Regions from separate parts of the Homo sapiens genome. Here region 1 is linked to region 2. Evidence: read pairs that join two places in POLR2A ChIA-PET (ENCODE). Cell type or tissue: A673. All regions are shown on one strand.

Evidence for each region. Peaks named below come from ENCODE experiments on the same cell type or tissue, not always from the same donor. Only the 100,000 strongest peaks of a DNase experiment are listed, where the experiment ranks them.
Region 1: POLR2A ChIA-PET joins it to region 2 with 17 read pairs; 6 of 35 experiments call an interaction of 5 or more read pairs at or near these places.

Annotation. Positions count from the first base shown.
Region 1 is chr3:136,393,565-136,401,564 of GRCh38, forward strand. STAG1 (STAG1 cohesin complex component) reads right to left here. Exons shown (of 34, transcript NM_005862.3): 22 at 5,185-5,265. Among named protein-coding and RNA genes, the nearest start is that of PCCB, 150 kb to the left of the region's middle. In A673, no CTCF peak of the experiment used is centred here; no DNase peak of the experiment used is centred here.
Region 2 is chr3:136,340,309-136,348,308 of GRCh38, forward strand. It overlaps STAG1 (STAG1 cohesin complex component), which reads right to left. Exons shown (of 34, transcript NM_005862.3): 30 at 3,524-3,698; 31 at 1,133-1,243; 32 at 183-297. Among named protein-coding and RNA genes, the nearest start is that of PCCB, 94 kb to the left of the region's middle. In A673, no CTCF peak of the experiment used is centred here; a DNase peak (open chromatin) is centred at 3,643.

The DNA of each region.
Region 1 (8,000 bases), 53 kb after region 2:
AACAAAGTCCCTTCCTACGCTTCATCTTTTTTTTTTTTTTTTTTTTTGAGACAGAGTCTCACTCTGTTGCCTAGGCTGGAGTGCACTGGTGTAATCTTAGGTCACTGCAATCTCTACCTGCTGTGGGTTCAGGCGATTCTCCTGCCTCAGACTCCCGAGTAGCTAGGACTACAGGCATGTGTCACTACACTTGGCTAATTTTTGTATTTTTAGTAGAGACAGGGTTTCACCATGTTGGTCAGGCTGGTCTCCAACTCCTGACCTCAAGTGATCTGCCCACCTTGGCCTCCCAAAGTGCTAGGATTACAGGCATGAACCACTGTGTCCAGCCTGAAACATGGATTTTTCTTTTTTTTGAGACGGAGTCTCGCTCTGTTGCCAGGTTGGAGTGCAGTGATGCAATCTTGGCTCACTGCAACCTCCGCCTCCTGGGTTCAATCGATTCTCCTGCCTCAGCCTTCTGAGTAGCTGGGACTACAGGGACATGCCCATGCCACCACGCCCAGCAAATTTTTGTATTTTTAGTAGAGACGGGGTTTCGCCATGTTGGTTAGGATAATCTCTATCTCTTGACCTCGTGATCCGCCTGCCTTGGCTTCCCAAAGTGCTGGAATTACAGGCATGAGCCACTGCACCCAGCTGAAACATGAATTTTTAAAGTTTGCATGTGTCTTAAAAATTCATGCTTTTGAAGATTATCACTTAGAGAACCATTTTAAAATTATAGACAGAACTGATGTACGATGACTACTGAATATACCCTGGACTTTTAAAGAAACTACCAACAACTTCAAAATGAGAAGAAATAACTTGAGAGACAAATACCTAAGTAAGAAAAATTCCACATATGCTATAAATGCACATAAAACTATAAATTGTAATTAACTGAATAAAACACATAAAAGATGCTGCAGCATTCTTTCTGGCATAAAGAAAATCAGTGGGTCACACCTGTAATCCCAGCACTTTGGGAGGCTGAGGCGGGTGGACTGCTTGAGTCTAGGAGTTTGAGACTAGCCTGGGTAATATGGTGAAACCCCATCTCTACAAAAAATATAAAAAAGTAGCCAGGCGTGGCTGGGTGTGGTGGCTCACACCTGTAATCCCAGCAATTTGGGAGGCGAAGACAGGCAATCCCAGCAATTTGGGAGGCGAAGACAGGCAGATCACCTGAGGTTGGGAGTTCGAGACCAGCCTGGCCAACACGGTGAAACCCCGTCTCTACTAAACATACAAAAATTAGCCAGGCATGGTGGTAGGCACCAGTAATCCCAGCTACTTGGGATGCTGAGGCAGGAGAATCGCTTGAACCTGGGAGGCGGAGACTGCAGTGAGCCAAGATCATGCCACTGCACTCTAGCGAGACTCTGTCTCAAAAAAAAAAAAAAAAAAAAAAATGTAGCTAGGCGTGGTGGCACACACTTGTAGTCCCAGCTACTTCAGGGGCTGAGGTGGGAGGATCACCTGAGCCCAGGAGGTTGAGGCCACAGTGAGCCGTGACAGTGGGCAACCAGGGTGAGACCCTGTCTCAAAAATAAAACAAAACAAAATCAGTTCTGGTAACAAAATCTGCATTGCCAATGAAATATGTAATATGACTAATACAAAAATAAAACTATCTTTTATTAGGAGAATGTGTCAGACAAAAAAGGCAAGGAATTTCAAAATAATTCTGCTGTAAAAAGATTAAAAAATAGAAAATATTCAAAGAAGTCGATTGAAGAATAGAGATTCTCATTCCAATTATGGAATATAGTTGTAAAAAGACAAAATTTAGGCTGGGCACAGTGGCACACACCTGTAATCCCAATACTTTGGGAGGCTGAGGTGGGTGGATCACTTGAGGTCAGGAGTCCAAGACCAGCCTGGCCAACGTGGTGAAACCCAGTCTCTACTAAAAATACAAAAAACCCGGGCATGGTGGCATGCGCCTGTAATCCCAGCTACCCTGGAGGCTGAGGCAGGAGAATCACTTGAACCCGGGAGGTAGAGGTTGCAGTGAGTCAAGATTGCACCACTGCACTCCTCCAGCCTAGGTGACAGAGTGAGACTCCATCTCAATTAAAAAAAAGACAAAATTTAAATTATTAATAGATTTACAAGGAGGAATTAACTATCAATTATGCTGAATTTTTACGGAATAACATATTCTAAATTTGCTAAATGCAATAATCAATATTTAGCCAAAATGCAAGTAACTCAACAAAAATGACGTCTGTGGGAAAAACTATCTAAAACTCAATCAGAAGGGTGAGAATAAAAGCAATTGTGTAAAATCATTAAACCCTTCCTATCAAATTTTAATATATAAATTCAATCTCCTTTGACTTTACTATATTAAATAACATTTCAAAAAAAGACAAGAGGCTCGCTCTGTCACCCAGGCTGGAATGCAGTGGCAAGATCTTGGCTCACTGCAACCTCTAGCTCCCAGGTTCAAGCGATTCTCGTACTTCAGCCTCCAAGTAACTGGAATTACAGATGTGCGCCATGATGCCCAGCTAACTTTGTATTTTTAGTAGAGACAGGGTTTCATCACGTTAGCCAGGCTGTTCTGGAATTCCTGACCTCAGGTGATCCGCCCACCTTGGTCTCCCAAAGTGCTACGATTACAGGCGTGAGCCGCCAGGCCCAGTGTAACACAGTTTTTTTTTTTTTTTTTTTTTTTTGAGACAGAGTCTCGCTCTGTCGCCCAGGCGGGGGTGCAGCCACGCGATCTCTCCGCTCACTTCAAGCTCCACTTCCTGGGCTCCGGCCATTCTCCTGCCTCAGCCTCCTGAGTAGCTGGGACTACAGGCGCCTGCCACCACGCCCGGCTAATTTTTTTGTATTTTTAGTATTGACAGGGTTTCACTACTGTGTTAGCCAGGATGGTCTCGATCTCCTGACCTTGTGATCCGCCCACCTCGGCCTCCCAAAGTGTTGGGATTACAGGCGTGAGCCACCGCGCCTGGCCTTTTTTTTTTTTTTTTTTTTTTTTTTGGAGACAGTCTCGCTCTATCGCCCAGGCTGGAGTGCAGTGGCATGATCTTGGCTCACTGCAACCTCCGCCTCCCGAGTTCAAGCGATTCTTCTGCCTCAGCCTCCCAAGCAGCTGGGACTACAGGCGCCTGCCACCACACCCAGCTAATTTTTGTATTTTTAGTAGAGACAGGGTTTCACCATATTGGCCAGGCTGGTCTCGAACTCTTGACCTTGTGATCTGCCCGCCTCGGCCTCCCAAAGTGCTGGGATTACAGGCGCGAGCCACCGCACCAGGCTGTAACACAGTTTTAAAGTGGCTTTCATTACTAATAAAAGGTTAACTGTTATTTTTGTTTTTCAAGACTGAAATTATTAATAAAAGAGAAAAACCAAGAGGCTAACCAATATATTACCATTCTTCTAATGAAAAAGAATTTAAAAATCCTACTACTTTCTAAATGCAGAGATCCTCAAATTGTTACTCAGAAAGGAAAAAAAATTCTTACTCTGAAAAAATAACACTCCATATCAAGCTGTTTGTTCTATATGCAAATGCATTACTCATCTTTACTGGTTAAACAGCTTGTTTTGTTAAGAGGAGATACACAAACATACTAATATCTTTATTTGGTTCTTTATCAAATGTTTACTTCTTAGTCATGTTCAGGCCTCTCATTACATGAAATAACTGAAACATTTATATTTGTGTCAGATAATTCCAATGTGAAGTATTTTTTGTCTGATTCTCTTCATGGTTGTTTTCATGAGTGATATTTTTGCTGTGAGCTCATTTTGCTTAAGGTTTTACTTGTGGAAAATTCTTTAAGGCAAGTTCCTTCAGAAGATATTTAGATTTGATTCTGTTAGGTGGTTGGGGATTACCACCATTATAGAACACTTAATCAAAATCTCAACTTTTTTTCTTTCTTTTTTTTTTACCATCAAAATAGTATGAATTCAGGTGAAAACCTATGCAAAAGCTAAGTCATAAACTTTCATGGGAGATTTATTTTTCCCCATTTTAATCAATGACAAATTTTAAGACAGACTCTTTTCCTTATAATCCCCCAGCCCCTGAAGGAAACTGGAGTGCGTTTATTTCTAGTTCACCCCTGTGGTAAGAGCAGGTCATTAGGATCCCAAAATTATCTGGGAGATGTGGCCACCTATGAGACATTCTATCCTGGATGGACCTTGAGAAACATCCTCAAGGTAAAGCAGGCTTCAGTGCTCTTTTTGGCTTTCTTGATCTTACTTTTTTTCATTTAATCCCTAGCCCACATTTTTCTTTGTTTTGCATGGTCATGGATACATTAAAATTCAAAAAAAAAAAATTTACCCAACATTTTAAGTTGTTTTTAACTTCAAGAGGGTTGTTCACTTTGTGTCTCTAGGTATCATACTACTATCTTTCAATGATGTTATTCTTTTTTTTGAGATGGAGTTTTGCTCTTGTTGCCCAGGCTGGAGTACAATGGCGCGATCTTGGCTCACTGCAACCTCTGCCTCCTGGGTTCAAGCGATTCTCCTGCCTCAGCCTCCTCAGTAGCTGGGATTACAGGCACCCAACACCACACCCGGCTAATTTTTGTATTTTTTTTTTTTTCAGACAAGAGTCTCACTCTGTCGCTCAGGCTGGAGAGCAGTGGCGTGATCTGAGCTCACTGCAACCTCTACCTCCCGGGTTCAAGTGATTCTCCTGCTTCAGCCTCCCAAGTAGCTGGGACTACAGGTGTGCATCACCATGCCCAGCTAATTTTTGTATTCTTAGTAGAGATGGAGTTTCACCATATTGGCCAGGCTGGTCTTGAACTCCTGACCTCAAGTGATCTGCCTACCTCGGCCTCCCAAAGTGCTGGGATTATAGGCGTAAGCCACCGTGCACGGCCTCAATGTTATTCTTTTTAATAGCATGTTACCTATCAGAGCTCTTGTGTCTACTACAGTGATTTTATATAAGAAGTTTTAATCCGTGTGTGTGTGTACATATATATACACACACATAACTATGTGTCTTTTGCTTGAAGATTTTGGCTCTTCCCAAAGAGGTAAATGTATACTTACTCATAAGATAAACCAAGAACTGGTAATAGTCATATATTTTATTAAATATTACAATAATTTATATTATACAATAACTGATAATAGTAAATTATTAAATAGTTAAGCAAGGTTATTATTTCAGTAATAACCCTTCTGCCTACAGAAACTCTTACTTACTTTGGAAGGAGAGCCATCAGTAATTTTCACCAACTGCCAAAGAATCGAATAATGGGAACACTGCAGTGCTTGCACGACTATCTGTATCAAATGAAAAAAAATTTTTTTAATGAAAAATTCAAAAAAATGAGATCATCTGTTTGCACCGTGCTAAGATAATATTTATCACAGTTGTTATTTTATAGTATAGCTTCAAGTCCAAATTTTTGTATAATTAATGAGAATGTATAAAATACTTGGTTAAAAAGGACAAACCAATGTATCAATCTGGAGAATAAAGACACAACATATGGGAATAAATACAGATTGAAATAGCACTATGTTTAAACAAAAATGTAGTGTCATGAATATTTTACTTAGTCAAATTTTTAAAAGGAGACTGATGAAATTATTTTTATCCAAATTTTATAGTTGAAATAACTGAATCTAAAATATTTACCCACATTTTATAAGAAAATTTCTACTTCTTTTAAAGTATTTTAATGTGAAAACAGTCATATCAAATATACATTTATGAGTATAAAGCTTAATGAATATAAAGCAAAAATACCTGTGTAACCACCACCCACATCAAGAAATAAAACATTGCCAGCACCTCCTCCCAATATAATTATCTTTCTTCTCCCAAGGGCAACAGTTATTATGGATTATTTGGGAATTGGTATATTTTAATTACCTAAGTCTGCATTCCTAGTTTTTTACGCATATCGTTGAACAGTACATAAACGTAATCATACCATATGTATTGAGTCTGACTTTTTTCATTTAACATTTATGTTTCAGATTTATTGATGTTGCATGTACCTAGAGTTCATTAGTTTTTAGTTCCGTGTAATATTTAGAATACTCCCTATTCGTCTATCATTGATAAACTTTTACACTGCTTTGAGTTTTAGGCCATTGTGGATCATATTGCGATTAACATGCTTATATATGTGTCTTGGTGCACTCTGCATGCATTTTTCTAGGGCAGAGGTTTTCAGAGTTTTTAGTTCTCAGGATCTCTTTATACTCTTAAAAGTTACTAAGAGTCCCAAAGAGTTTTTCCTTATGTGTGTTATATCTCTCAATACTATCATATTAGAAACTAAAACTAAGAAATGTTTATAAAATACTTATTAATTCACTTAAAAATTTATTACATAACAAATAATAAAACTTTCTGAAAAGAAACAAACTTTCTTTTTTTTTTGAGACAGGGTCTCACTTTGTCACTCAGGCTGGAGTGCAGTGGTGTGATCACGGCTCACTGCAGCCTCAGCCTCCCTGGCTCAGGTGGTCCTCTCGCCTCAGCCTCCCAAATAGCTGGGACTACAGGTATGCACCACCACATCTGGTTAATTTTTGTATTTTGAGTAGAGGCGGGGTTTCACCATGATGCGCAGGCTGGTCTCAAACTCCTGGACTCAAGCAATCCACCTGCCTTGGTGTCCCATACTGCTAGGATCACAGGTCTGAGCCACGGTAACCAATTATCAAAAATTTTCTTTTTTTTTTGAGACAGAGTCTTGCTCTGTTGCCCAGGCTGCAGTGCAGTGGCGTGATCTCGGCTCACTGCAAACTCCACCTACCGGGTTCAAACAATTCTCCTACCTCAGCCTCCTGAGTAGCTGGAACTACAGGCACACGCCTGACTAATTTTTTTGTATTTTAGTAGAGACGGGGTTTTGCCATGTTGCCCAGGCTGGTCTCGAACTTCTGAGATCAGGCAATCTGCCCACCTCTGCCTCCCAAAGTGCTAGGACCATAGGCGTGAGCCACCACGCCCGGCCGCAACATAAATTTTCTTTCTTTTTTTTTTTTTTGAGACGAAGTCTCGCTTTGTTGCCCAGGCGGGAGTGCAATGGCACTGTCTCGGCTCACTGCAACCTCCGCCTCCCGGGTTCAAGTGATTCTCCTGGCTCAGTTTCCCAAGTAGCTGGGATTACAGGCGCCTGCCACCACGCCTGGCTAATTTTTGTATTTTTAGTAGAGACAGGGCTTCACCATGTTGGCCACGCTGGTCTTGAACTGTTGACCTCATGATCCGCCCGCCTCAGCCTCCCAAAGGGTTGGGATTACAGGTGTGAGCCACCGTGCCTGGCCTCAAAATAAATTTTCTAAAGGAAAGAATATTTATTAAGAGTAGCACTGTTTTACATTTTTGCAAATCTCTTTAATGTCTGTCTTAATAGAAAACAACTGAATTTTCCTATCTGCTTTGCATTGTTACAATACATTGTTTTCATTGAAATATATGAAAAAATCCAGTCTCACAAAGTAGTTTGGGAAAAGAAGGTATAGTTTAATAACCTCTGTAGACAACATGAATATTCCTTGCTATGACACCAATACCCCACCTGTACACTTGCAAGAGAATGAGAGTGTAAAAAGGAAATAACATCTTGATCTTATTGTAAAAATAGTTTTGACTTCATGGACCTCTCCTGGAAACCGCCCATGGGTTCCCAGGCCACATTTTGAGAATATCAATATTATTAGGTATGTTTTATTGCAGTAAGATACATCAAGTATTCAAACAAAAATGTGGTAAAAAACCTATCCAAATTGGAGTTCTCTTTTACGTTGTAATCCTTAATCAATTTTACTTTCCTTAATTCTGATATTTGTCTCTCTGGAAAATAGGGACAAAATCCTATTCCTGATGCTCTAAGAATAGGACTTCTGGATCATACAGTATGTGTATGTACAATGTTATTAGATATTCTGAAACTGTTATTCAAAGTGTTTGTATCTACTAGTCATTGACAGTTGCTGGGTCTTCACATTTCTACCAACACTTGATATCAGATTGCTTAAGTTTGGGAATTCTATTA
Region 2 (8,000 bases):
ACGGGGTTTCTCCATATTGGTCAGGCTGGTTTCGAACTCCCGACCTCAGGTGATCCACCCACCTCAGCCTCCCAAAGTGCTGGGATTACAGGTGTGAGCCACCATGCCCGGCCTAAGAGGATCATCTTACACCAATGCCCCCACATATTTTAACAAAAGAAAAATATAGTGAATTTCTCTACCAGATCAATAACCATGGTGTCCTCAAATTCTTCATTCATATCTTCTAACTGGCTTCGGGATGACATCATCACATCTTCAAAGATGGGCTCAGCATCTTCCTCCATTAGACCCCGACTGGTAAGAAAAAGGTATTGTCAGAAAGCTCATCAGACTCCACCATTTGGAGTCCTGGCTGTTTCTCAGATTAAAGTTATTCTAACCAAGTGAAGTATACCTTCTAATCATGACCTACAGACTACACAAATTAGACTGAATTCCAAGACAATTAAGAATCATTCCTTTGGTTCATTCAAGATTTCATCTCACATATCAAAAGGAAGTACAATTCAATAATAACGGTTGTTAACATTTATTTATGTGTCAATTACCCTAAAAATCTTATTGGTAGTATTATCCCAATTTTACAAATGAGGAACCTGAAGCACAGATTTTTTTGAGACGGCGTCTTGCTCTGTCGCTCAGGCTGGAGTGCAGTGGCGTGATCTTGACTCACTACAACCTCCGCCTCCTGGATTTAAGCGATTCTCCTGCCTCACCCTCCTGAGTAGCTGGGATTATAGGCGCCCACCACCATGCCCGGCTAATTTTTTGTATTTTTAGTAGAGACGGGGTTTCACGATGTTGGCCAGGCTGGTCTTGAACTCCTGACCTCAAGTGATCCGCCCGCCTCGGCCTCCCAAAGTGCTGGGATTACAGGCGGAGCCACCGCGCCTAGCCAGCACAGATGTTTTAGAGCTTGTCCAAGGCCATGCAGCTGCCAAGTGGCAGAGCTAGGATTTAAATGCTGAAAGTGTTAAGAACTCACACCCTCCTTTCCTATGCTGCATAGCATATCACGAATTATAATTTTAACTCCTAAGACCAAACATCAAAGAAACCCAAGTCATTTCACAAAATGATGGGCATCACATAGTTGTTATGTTCTTGTGATACTCCATGTAACACTTACACAGCATGCCTCACTCCAGTTCTCACTTTCATGTAGTTCATTCCTGTTCTGTCCTTCCGATTTAAGTCTTCTAACTTCGGCTGGCCTAACCAAGAGATCTGCATCTGAGGACTAAGAGAGGGTACTATTATTAATTTTGTAGCAGCAGATGATGAATTTAGCTAATGAGCCCCAAGCTAAGAAAGCCAAGGTAGGTTTACTTAATCCCATGTTGGAGGAATTAGCTGGATTTATTCTGGTGCCTTTTTATAAAAAAGGCAATAAGTTGCCCAAAGATATCTGTAAGTCTCCAAGAGAAGCTGGCTGAGGCTAATTGTTAGATGCTTAAACTATCAACCAAATCTCTGCCAAACAAGGGTTCTCAGACCTCTGTTTTGGGCTGGTGCCGCACTCACAGGTGTACCTAGCTGGACAGCAGATCCCCAACTAACAGAAATTATGTTGGCTTGGCAGCTGAAAGTTCTCCAGAATTCAACAAGGAAGAATATAGCATCTTTTCCTCAGTCTTTATGGAGTCAAATCTGCACTTGTACTCTAAACTTATTGGCACATGGAAGTGTGTGTAAACATGCCTCTAAGGAATTTTTTTTTTTTTTTGAGATGGAGTCTTGCTCTGTCATCCAGGCTGGAGTGCAGTGGCACAATCTTGGCTCACTGCAACCTCCGCCTCCCTGGTTCAAGGGATTCTTCTGTCTCAGCCTCCCGAGTAGCTGGGACTACAGGCGTGCACCACCACACCCAGCTAATTTTTTGTATTTTTAGTAGACATGGGGTTTCACCATGTTAGTTAGGATGGTCTCGATCTCCTGACCTTGTGATCCACTTGCCTCGGCCTCCCAAAGTGCTGGGATTACAGGCATGAGCCACCGCGCCCAGCCAGGAATTTTTTTTTTTTAAGACAGGTTCTCACTCTTGTCACCCAGGCTGGAGTGCAGTGGCATGATCTCAGCTCACTACAACCTCTGCCTCCCAGGCTCCAGTGCTGCTCTCACCTCAGCCTTCCGAGTAGCTGGGATCACAGGCATGCGCCACCACACCTGGCTAATTTTGTGGTGGTGGTGTTGAGACAGAGTCTGTGTCACCCAGGCTGGAGTGCAGTGGCGCGATTTTGGCTCACTGCAACCTCTGCCTCCCGAGTTCAAGCAATTCTCATTCCTTAGCCTCCTGAATAGTTGGGATCACAGGCGTGTGCCACCATACCCATACATTTATAGGATGTAAACTTTAGTGGTTTTTTAGCCAATACAAACTGTCACATGAAGTTGTCTCTAAGTAGCTGTCTTTATATCATGTGGGGCCACCACCTTGATTAAACCTATAAACCTGGAGCAGGGAAAAGAAGGCAGACCATGGCCACAGGGAATGACAAATGGTAGGGTCAGAGGGGCAAGGCAGGCTGCTAAAACAAGGAGAAACCCACCCTGTAGGAAGAGGGGTGGGGATATTGGTTAGGTCACCCATCTTCGGATGCTTGCCATAAGGCAAACCACCTTCTAGGATACTTGGCAGCACAAGAATGCCCAGTTATACCATGGGTGACAGTGAGTATCCTCTTGGGTTTGAAGGCTGATCCCTTAGAGCAAAGGGATCATGAAAACCCAGGATTTGATACTTCTAACACTGTCTCTATTTTCAACCTAACTAAATTTGTTGAGTTCAAATGAGAGTTCTCCCTCTTATCCATCAGAGTAATTCACAGCATTACCCAACTATACACAGAAACACAAGTGAGGAGCTCAAAGAATTTCAAAGTTGGATGGAAAACAACAATAAGATTTTTATAAGCAAAACACGCCATCACCCTCTGCCTTCTCTACAATTTTCAGAGGTCTGTGTACTAGAAAACATTTTAATTACTAGCATGGAGGAAAGGTAAGACCTTGATTTTCTCTTTGAGGGCAACTATTCTCAGAATTTATCAAGTAAGATCTTAAAAATTCTTAATCCATGAGAAGTTTGAGTTTAAAATGTAACAAGACAAAATATTAATTAAATGGATGATAAAGCTAAATACAGTCTATTTATTTGGTGTCCAGACTACTGACAACTTAATATAGGCTCTTACAGGTTTTCTTGCCTAGGAAGTAACCTGCATTTCTTGGTAAGTCCCTGAGAAGAAACAGACCTGCCCAATGAAAATGCACATGCCAACTGAAATTAGCACCTGGTGAGACACCGTACATTTAAAGGTCTGTAAACTTCCAGGAACTGGTATCTTCAACAATGTTTACAGACTTTTTATAGCTCTTCTCACATGAAGTGTTTACCCTCCGTTTGTGGCTTATCATGAACTGACCAGCAATATGTTCTGATGAACAAATAAAGTTTTTCTTAAATAGTTTTACTTTCTTTAAAGGCTTTTTGTGAAAAAGACAAATTTTTGCTACTTACTTGTGTAAAAAGTCTGGTTCAGAACCATGTTCAGACTCAGGTTCTTGAATCTGGTCTCCCATGGGCCGACTGTTCTCCCGCAGTACAGTGGATGTGAGTTGTGGTGCTGGCAGGGGGCCAGGAGTCTGAATCATGGTGTCAGTCCTGTTTAGCCATGTGTTATCCAGACTCTCATCTGTAAAATTCCAGTTAAGGTCACACAATGTCGTGGGTGGAGTGAACTCTGGTAGCAGTCATAGCATAGACTTGTGAAGAGTGTGGCTCTGCAGTCAGACTGCCCACTTTAAATCTCAGTTCCACCACTTACTTACATGACTTTGTGTAAGTCATTAAACTTCCAAAGTTGAGTTTTCTCATACATACAATGGGGATGCATTACCTAACCTCACGAAGTTGTAGGGACTAAATGAGGTAATGTATGTAACCACTGAATGTTAGCTATCATCACATCATCATCTCTTTAAGTCCCTCCATCTCTAAAGATTCATTCATCCTAGAAGGGGAAGATTGCAGCCAGCCAGAGACCTCTCCTCTTTTCTTTGTTCAAGCAATAAAGGGCCTATTTCCTGGGCCTCGTAGGGGTCCCAGGCAGTAGCAATTAAAGTCTGACTGGCTTTTGTGGAGAAATAAGCAAATCCCCTTGCACAACTAGACACTGGTCAGTAACTTCTTGCCAGGTTATACATGTGGAGATGGGTTGAAAGGTTCACCATTTTCATGCCTCTGTACTTCAGGGAAGCCTTCCCTGATTACCCCTACCCAACCCCCCACTTACCATTCTTTGTTTAAACTTTTTTTTCAAGACGGAGTCTCACTCTGTCGCCCGGGCTGGAGTGCAGTGGCGTGATCTCGGCTCACTGCAACCTCCGCCTCCCAGGTTCAAGCGATTCTCCTGACTCAGTGTCTCGAGTAGCTGGGATTACAGGTGCCCGCCACCACGCCCAGCTCATTTTTATATTTTTAGGAGAGACGGGGTATCATTATGTTGGCCAGTCTGGTCTCGAACTCCTGACCTCAGGTGATCCGCCCACCTCGGCCTCTCAAAGTGCTGAGATTATAGGCATGAGCCACCACGCCCAGGCTTCTCTTTTAATTTCTAGAGGAAATACAGTCATTCATACTCACTTAGGACTTAATTATACACTATACTGCATTAGCAGGTTACGTAATTTGTCATGTATATAAATTATCTCTGTAAAACTTAAGTTTTCCAGGGGCTACGAACTGTTTTTCTTTCAGAACTTATGAAAATGGTTTATAAATATATATATATTTTTTGAGACAGCGTCTCACTCTGTCGCAGGCTGTAGTACAGTGGCACGATCTTGGCTCACTTCAACCTCCGCCTCCTAAGTTCAAGTGATTCTCCTGCCTCAGCCTCCCAAGTAGCTGGGATTACAGGCATCTGCCATCATGTCCAGCTAATTTTTGTATTTTTAGTAGAGATGGGTTTCACCATGTTGGCCAGGCTGAAATGGAACTCCTGACCTCAAGTGAGCAGCCCACCTCAGCCTCCCAGAATGCTGGGATTACAGGTGTAAGCCACCAGCTAAGATGGTTTATAAAGATTTGAGCAGATTAAAGCATTATTTACAAACTGTCCTGATAAAATATTACCTAGTTGTTTTTTTTTTTTTTTTTTTTTTTGAGATGGGGTTTTGCTATGTTGCCTAGGCTGATCTCAAACTCCTGAGCTCAAGCGATCCACCCATCTCCCAAAGTGCAGAAATTAAAGGCATAAGCTACTATGCCCGGCCAAGTTTCTACCTATAAAAATTCTAAATTATTCTAATATGATAAGGCTTCTTAAAAAGTATTACTGCTTTGGTTTTCCTTCTGAAGAATTTTAATCCCAATACATAGTATGAATCCTGTTGCTTTTCCTCTCAAGTCTCAGAGATGTGTGTGTTAGGTTCCTCTTTTGCCATCGAGCATCCTGTTTCTCCTCGTATTTCTCAGGTTTCTGATATTTTTTTAGACCTGTACATTCTAGATGGGCTTTTCTGTGCCTGGAAATACCTACCCATTGTCTGGTTAAAGTAATTCCTCTGATCTGAAGCTCACTACTCAATCTCTTCTTAGTTAACAAAGACACATTTCATCATCTTCTATTCATAACACATTTCATTCAACATTTAATTCAAAACTTTTATTCTCTACCACACTTAAAATTTTATGATAAAAAGATTATTATCACTTAAGTTCTGAACCTGGTAAACTCGTCTGTCAGCTGTCTACTACATGTCATCTTTTCCAGAAAATCTTCCTGTATTCATTAAAAGTTTGGTCACTGTCTATATGTTCCCACAACCTCCTGTGTTTGGCACATCAGAGCATTGACCATGGTGAAATCAAACAGCCTGTTTCTGTTCTCTATCTGCACTCACAGCATATTAATACTTAATCTGTAGTACTTAGCACAGTTCTTAGGAAGGCGCTTGGTAGAAACTCACTGAATGAATGGATAACTCCAGGGAGAACTCTCATCTTAAATAGAAATAGATACTTCTAATCCTTTAAAGATTCCTCAATGAAAATATTTCTTTTAATACTTTCTCATTTTCATCTCTGAAGGATGAAACTCTGCAGCCTAAGGGTTCTGTGCATGCAACCCATCTTAGTCATTTTGTAAATCTCAAATTGACAAAAAAGTTTTCTTTTTTTAATTTAAACAAATTAGGTTATCTGGTTCCACACAAGCTTCTCTTAATCTTGAAAATAATATTGACTGTACCACTAATGAACATTATGGATAGTTAAAATCTCTAAGCTTTAGTTTCTTTTGTGAAAAATTTAGATAACAGTGTTGACTTATAAGACATTTATACACTTATACGTCATTCGCTATGTGCCAGAGACTGACTTAAGTGCTTTATAAATATGTCAAATAAATGATTAAATGATATAACGCATGTTAAAACATATTCCTAGTACCTAGCAAAAATTTGATGAATGTTGGCTAATAAGAATATTACATTGAAGAATGGCTAGGCGCAATGGCTCATGCCTGTAATCCTAGCACTTTGGGACACTGAGGCATGTGGATCGCTTGAGTCCAGGAGTTCAAGACCAGCCTGGGCAACAAGGTGAAACCCTGTCTTTACGAAAAATACAAAAATTAGCTGGGTGTGGTGGCACATGCCTGTAGTCCCAGCTACTTGGGGGCTGAGGTGGGAGGATTGCTTGAGCCAGGGAGGTTGAGGCTGGACAAGACCCCAGCCTGGGCGACAGAGTGAGACCCTGTCTCATTAAAAAAAAAAAAAAAGAAAAGAAAAACAAAAGGCCAGGTGCAGTGGCTCATGTCTATAATCCCAGCACTTTGAGAAGCCAAGGTGGGTGGACCTACTTGAGGTCAGGAGTTCGAGACCAGCCTGGCCAACATGGTGAACCCCTATCTCTACTAAAAATACAAAAATTAGCTGGGCGTGGCGGTGGGCACCTGTAATCCCAGCTACTTGGGAGGCTGAGGCAGGAGAATTGCTTGAACCTGGGAGGTTGAGGTTGCAGTGAACCAAGATCACACCACTGCACTCCAGCCTGGGTGACAGAGGGAGATCCTGTCTCAAAAAAAAAAAAAAAAAAAAAAAGGAAATGCCTGTAGTCATTCTTTAGAGAAAAGTCCAGGATCCTACAGTACAAAGACAAGATTTTATATTTTCTTTCTCTGGACTTTTAAAAAAGACTTTAAGTCCCAAAGCTGTAATTTGAAAGGAAATCTTAAACTTTGTGGAGATTTTGTTAAACTTGAACAGTAACATTTATATTAATTCTTTTATTCCTTTTGAAATATAGATGCTTTGAGCTGGAGCTGCAAGGTTAAAAAAAGAAAAGGAATACAGATGCTGCCTAATTTACTGACTGATGCTAGATAGATATGAGGCATTACTATACAATGATAACGTTCAGATAATTTATTGAATGCTACCTATGTGCCAAGCACTGTGCTCAGTACTGTGTGTATACTAAGTAGTTTATTTGTAGTATCTAATATTCACGGGAACTGACAGGATAAATACTCTGCTAATCCTTCATTTGATGAATGATTTAAACTTAGAGAGGTTAAGTAATATGCTCAAAGGTTGCATAGCTGATAATGAGAAGGCCAGGTCTGAATTCTGGAACTCTCATGTTAGAATTTGTACTCCTCATCAACAGTCAATACTGTTTCCCCAATAATGAAAAGAATCATTAGATTTAAATTCTAATTAATTTTGCCACAGATTTTAGCAAAACCTTTATTAGTCATTTTTTTAGGCAGCACAGGTAAGATGCTGAAAGATAAGAAGTTATAAAAAGAACAAGAGAGAAGGCTCAGATCACAGACCTCCTCTTGGTTTGGAGAAAATTTATTAGAAGCATGAAGAAGGATGAAGATTATTTGAGAAAATAAGCATTTTTACTTTGAGGCTTCTCTTAGTAATTTTAACAGGAATGCTTTGTTTTAATAGAGCAATTTTTAGGTTTTTTTTTTTTTTTA